Linked DNA regions of Homo sapiens: region 1 is linked to region 2. A link is a loop called in an ENCODE intact Hi-C map of the cell type or tissue named here. Cell type or tissue: dorsolateral prefrontal cortex. All regions are shown on one strand. Each heading gives the region's core, and the rest is flanking DNA. Links, peaks and the distances in the headings are about the cores only. Region 1 overlaps HIVEP3 (HIVEP zinc finger 3). Region 2 overlaps HIVEP3 (HIVEP zinc finger 3).

Region 1 (2,905 bases), core at 84-2,583, 160 kb after region 2:
AGCTCCTGACATCACACCCACAAAAAGGCCAGCATCCTACTCTGCAGACAACCCAACAGCCCAGCATTCTGCCTAGTCAGTTATGTGCAGTTACATGTGGACACAGTTATGTGCCTCCACATCCATTTTTATGTGTCCACTGTCAGTGAAGAATAGATCACAGAAGATCCACTGCAAGGGGAAATCTATAAAGATTTGGGTTTCCTGCAGCTGAAATAACAATAATAAAAGGGATGAGCTCCTTGGCATTTAAACAAAGCCCTCAGTCAGAACGTGAACAAAAGGAAAGAGGCTGCCAAGCAGGCCCTGCCCGTGCAGTCCATAAAAGAAAATCTTGTGGACCCTAGAGTTTACAAAGGCAAGAAACCTGTTCTTCTCATTGATGACTGGGCCCAGAACTTAAACACTGGCCACATGTCCATGAAGAAAAAAGAAAGAGCCTTCTCTTGAGACAGGTTTGAATTCAGAGGCAGAGACGTTCCCTGAGCATGCCCTCTGTGCCAGGCACCACTGGCCTTGTCCACGCTTGAGCCAGTGTTTTGGGCAGTGGGGTGTGTGCATATGCTCTGGGGGCAGGGTCAGGCTGACTGGGTCCTTGAGATAATCTCTTTCCACCAGTGGCCGTGGGACATCTCGGTCTGTCTTTGGGTCTGTCTGCTTATGAAAGGTGGCCCTTTGTCCTTATGCAGGTGAAGATGAGGCTGCAGACCAGCCTGTGACACCCATTCAGGTGGGTGTTGGCTTTTAGCCCCCCACTTCACTTTACCTGGATTTCTTGGTTTTACGATATAGTCTTCAGGGGTGGGGGTATGAGGTCATAGCTGTTGTCTGCTTTCAGCAAAGAAGGTGTTTCCCTCTCCATTTCTGACTCTTGTTCATTCTGGAGGCTTCAGAGAAGGAAGTTCTGAAAACAGGCACTCTCTCTGCCATCTTTCTGGAAACCCCTTCAGCTGCTTCAAAATATTTAGGGAACACCTGCTATTCCTCCCTCCCTTCACTCTTACAGCAGATCTTCACTGTGAGTGTAGTGGGTGACAGGCAGGGAACTAAGCTCTTTCTCTGAGCTCCCATGACAGCTCTGGGAGGGACCAGGGAGGAGAGGTTAAGCAACCTGCCCAGAGCCACAGACATGAGCAGTTACACTGGACTTCAGCCCAGGACTTGGACTCCTGGTTCAGGTTCTCTTCCCCTGGGTTACTCCCCGAGTCAACAGGAGGGCCGTGGGAGAAAAGAGGTCCTGGCTTCAGCTGGGCAGCCTAGGGTGCTGGTCGCCTGCCAACCTGGGTGCAGAGCCTGATCTGGGGCTCTCCCAGAGGCTCTCCTTGGCTGGCAAGCAGGAAGCTCCAAATGCTGGGCTGCAGCCCAGAGGGAAAGGAAAGGGGCTTCTCTATGCTTCTGATTGTCCCCGTGACTACCCAGGAACAAAGCGGGGACTCACACTGCCTCCTGCCACCAGCCTCCACCCAGCTGTTCCGGCCACGCAGCCCCATCTCTTCAGCCTGTCTGCAGGAACACTGGGCATTTGTCAGCTTTCAGAATCACGGCTGTGTGCCCAGGGCTCTCTTGACCCTCCAGCTCCAGGCCTCATGGGGCAGACCAACAGAGGCACAGGCCCTCTTTCAAACCCCCAAACCCACCACCCAGTGAAGCCAAGTCCCTGGTCCACGGTATTTAACTATTATATAGCCTAACACCCCACTGGGGAGGTTCACACCCTGATCTGATTAAGCTAAAACTGCATATAACAGTTCACATGCATTCGCTTTCCGTGTGTGCAGAGGAAAGAGCTTTGGGTTAAAAGTCAAGGCAGTTCATCGGTTAGACCTCACCAAGCCTGTCATCATCTCTCAAATGGGAACAGTAGCTGCCAATTCTAAAAGCAAACATCTGCTGGGGGCTTCTTAGTATCAGGCGCTTTCCTACATCCCACGTGTGTCATGCATTTAATCCGCACAGTAGTCCACCCAGCTCCTTGCCCTCTGGGAAGAGCGCAGATGTTGCTAATGGAATCTTGGTAAAAGGTATCATGTGGCCCCAGAATAGTGGTATGCATCAGATTACCGCGTGCTTCACGCATGGTGTGGTGGAGCTTGCAACGTCACACTTTCAACAAATCTATTCAATCGGCGGGGGTTCTTGGCAGCAACTATGTGCCAGTCACTGTGCACAACCAACCAAATCCCTGTCCTCCTGGGGGTGTTGTTCTGGTAAACACAGCAAAGGCTCAAAGACAGCAGATGATGCCATTAGTTGCACGCACTTCATTGACCGAAAAGTTGATTTTCTCCTTATCTTCGGTAATGAACGAAGGAAGAGGGGACAAGCAGAGGGGGTGCTTGTCATTTCCTGGCGTTTGAGTGGATGGCATCTGCTCTGCCCCAGCAGTACAAGGTACCTCCTGAGTGGCCCCATTTGACAAGGCAAGAGAGTAGAACTTGCTTTTCTCTTGTAGTAGTGCAGAAACTCAGTGTCCCAGTGTAGTTCAGGTGGCTCTCCAGGCCCTGGTGGTAGGGTTCCTGACACTCACCATGAGCCTGCCCGGCTTGGCATATCACAGTCCTCTGGCTACCACGGGTCCCTGATAAGAGCACCTGAAATGACATTGAATACCTGGGAGTGCAGCTGGGACTCACTGGTCCCCAGGTACAGGCTCAGCCTTGCCCCAGGCTCAGGGATCCAATCTTGTTGCTGGAGGGCGGGGCAGGTCAGCCTGACAGTTGATCCCGTTCTGACATAGTTTTAGGGGCTGAGCTCTCGCTTCATTCATTTATTCCCTCTGTAAATAATGTTTATTGGGCAGGACTATGAGCCAGGTACTGTCCTGGTGGCTGAGAAAATCCCAGGGAGTAAAACAGGCCAATCTCTGTCCTCCTGGGAGCTTATGTGCTAGAGGGGAGGTGAATTA
Region 2 (2,905 bases), core at 96-2,595:
CATGGTTTGGATGGAATACCTTTAAATTTACTGTTAAGTTTGTATATTTTTTGTAAGTTTTCCTACTAGAATTTTGCCATAAACATCCTTTATACACATATCTTTACAGACTGATGCATTCATTGTTCCATAGGCCGGATTTCCAGAAGTGGAAACATGGATCAATGTGTGTGTTTTTGGTTAAAATACCTATGGGGCCTATTGTTTGGGCCATCGTCCTAATAATGAGCCATGTCATTTTCACTCACTGGTTTTGATTCTGTCCCGAGGACCACACAGAACATCTCTGACCCTTTTTCTCCAGACAACCCCTGGGGTGGTTGAGGACAGCAAGTCTGTCTCTCAAGTATTCTGTTACCCAGTTTCTTCAAAAGTTCCTCTGACAAGGGCTGCATGCTCCTGAGGGCTGGTCCAGATACCTCTTAAAGTGCGGCACCGCCTGGGGTGATCTGGCTTATGCCCCTTGCTCCCCATTCAAAGACACACAGAGAGGGACATTGACAGTGCACAGGAGATATCAACAGTGTTTCCTGACATCCATGATGCACGGGAGAGAACCAAGTAGGTAGGATTCAGACTTCTCATCTTCACCTCTCCCAAATCACACACATGCCTTCCTGAGAAAGAGACCCTTTGTGAGATATTAAAGACCAGCCAAATTCTACTCCCACATCATAAGAAACTGGAGTTCACTCTTTAATTAGAGAAGATGCCAATGGCTTTGGAACTGGACAGGCTTCTAAGCATCTTTTAGTTCAGTGTCTTCTTTTACAAAAGAGCCCTGGAGGGCAATGACCGCACCAGGCTCACATGTCATTGGGTGTGTGGCAGCATTTCCCTAAGCTGAGACCAGGGTCACTGGTGGGTGCATTTCCCCAGCTCTCTCTGCCTGCTGGTTCCTAGGAACCATCTTACTAGAAAGGCGTAGTGTAAATATTTTGCTAAGCAGCCAAGAGAGGAAACTTACCCAGGCTGAGCTGCCCTGTGCTGGGTGCTGGCCATGGACACAATGCTCAATGAGGGCCATTATCTGGGAAGGGAGGGCTGTTTGTTCCGCTGCGGGATGGTGCCAGAGCCCGGAGCCACCAGGCTTGCCACTCTGGCTGCCACACAGAAGAGTCTCCTTGCGCTCAGCAGACTCTGCGGTTATGCAATGCCGGGCCAGGAGGTTAACTCTCCCCAGGCCAGGAGCCAAGCCTTGTTCCTTCCTGCCTAAGCATGTCCATCTGAAAATGCTGAAAATTGAGGGCCTCAGTGTTTGCAAAATGTGCTCGGGCCCTGAACCTGCTGGTTTATTCCAAAGGGCGTAGTGTTGAGGAGCTGGTGTGCCCATCCTTGTGGCTCCTGGCAGCCTCCTACCGAGGCCCAGTGCTCTGACAGCAGCGTCTGCCTGCCATCCTCGGGCACCACTCATAGGCCTTGCAACCCTTTGCCTGGGTGCCCCTGTCCCGTTCTTTCCCTTTCGGTGGTGTCTGGTCTAAGTCCTTTCTTAAGCCCGAGTTCTACTCACTTGTTCAAAGCCTTCCCTGACCACCCCAGGCCCCAGTGACCTGAGCTCAAGGATGAGTTTCCCAAGACAAAAGGGACCTTGGAAGTTATCTATCCACCTGGCCCATTTTCCAGATGAGGAAACTGAGGCTTGAAGAAGTTGACTAGTCTGAGAGAAGACTGAACAGATGTGTCAGCCTGGCTCCCCTCTCAGAACTCTTTCTCTTATACCTCACGTCCCATCTGTCAGCAAATCATGTTGGCTTGACCTCAAAATGGAGCTGGAATCAGACCCCTTCCCATGGCCCCCGCAGTTGCCACCCTGGTGTGTGACTCTATCACCTCCTGATCTGTCACATCACTGCCTCCTAGCTGGCCTCGGGCTGCTGCCCCCGCCCCCTCCAGGGCAGCCTCCACAGCCTCCTTCGGCAGGACAGCCCACTCCTCTGCTCAGGCCTCCCAGGGCTTCTGGATGTTGTGCCTGCCTCTCCCTTCCAGCCTCCTCTGCTCCTGTGCCCCCACCCCCACTCCTCCAGCCACACCAGCTTCCTTGCTGTTCCCAGCAGGCTGATCTTGCCTCCGCCTGGAATACTCTTTTCTGATACCCCCAGCACTTGCTCCTCGCCTCCCTCAGGTCTTTACTCTCCACCCGTCCTGACTGCCTGATTTCAAAACCTTGACAACCTGCCAGCCCCGTGCCCCCTATTCCTTTCCTGACTGCCACCTTGTCACATACTATGTATGTTACTTAAGAAGATAATATATTTACATTTATTTTACATACACTTATGTTTTTAAGATCTCACAAAATATACAGTCTATAGAGAGTGTGCATGTGTGTGTAGTGACGATATGTTTGTCTATTTCCCTACCAGAATGTAACTCCAAGAGGCAGGTGTTTTGTGCTTTGTCACCCAGAATGGTGCTTGGCCCCTTATGTCTAAGTAGGGCCGAAGGTAAGGATGACCTACCTCTTTGAGGATGGATGAGGATGGTGATGGTGGCTGGGGTGTCACCTGACTGGTATGGGTGTTAGGAGTGGGGGAAGGGATGAGTTTGGTGGCATATGTAGGCTCAGCAGAGGGAGAGCCAGGGCTCCAGGGAGGTCAGCTGGGAGGCTGTCCGAATGCTATATTTTTGGAGCCATATGGAATAAACACCCAGACACCTGGGCCTCAGTCCCCCAACCCCAACCAGCCCCGGTAGAGCAGCTCCAAAATAGGAAATTCGCAGAGGTAGCCCCAGAGAGGCTGCTCAGATTAGGCTGCAGTGAGCACCTAGGCATGGCTGGCCACTCCCTGCTTTTAGGCATCCTGAATTTGCACGTCTAGGAATCTCCATCTCCATGTTTCAAGCTCTCTAGTGGGTGACTCACAGGCTCTGCAGGGGTTTGGGGGCTGCAGCTGAGTTCCTTTGA

The links. A loop is a pair of places that touch in the nucleus more often than their neighbours do. Peaks named below come from ENCODE experiments on the same cell type or tissue, not always from the same donor. Only the 100,000 strongest peaks of a DNase experiment are listed, where the experiment ranks them.
Region 1: it touches region 2 in a loop (16-fold over the local background); 6 of 110 quality-filtered maps call a loop at or near these places.

The regions. Positions count from the first base shown.
Region 1 is chr1:41,775,857-41,778,761 of GRCh38, forward strand. All of the region lies in intron 1 of HIVEP3 (HIVEP zinc finger 3), which reads right to left. Among named protein-coding and RNA genes, the nearest start is that of HIVEP3, 140 kb to the right of the region's middle. In dorsolateral prefrontal cortex, for the core only: no CTCF peak of the experiment used is centred there; DNase peaks (open chromatin) are centred at 559 and 1,415; H3K4me3 peaks cover 1,156 bases; H3K27ac peaks cover 1,831 bases.
Region 2 is chr1:41,617,133-41,620,037 of GRCh38, forward strand. All of the region lies in intron 3 of HIVEP3 (HIVEP zinc finger 3), which reads right to left. All of the region lies in intron 1 of LOC128125817, which reads right to left. Among named protein-coding and RNA genes, the nearest start is that of EDN2, 130 kb to the left of the region's middle. In dorsolateral prefrontal cortex, for the core only: no CTCF peak of the experiment used is centred there; a DNase peak (open chromatin) is centred at 1,089; H3K4me3 peaks cover 698 bases; H3K27ac peaks cover 1,394 bases.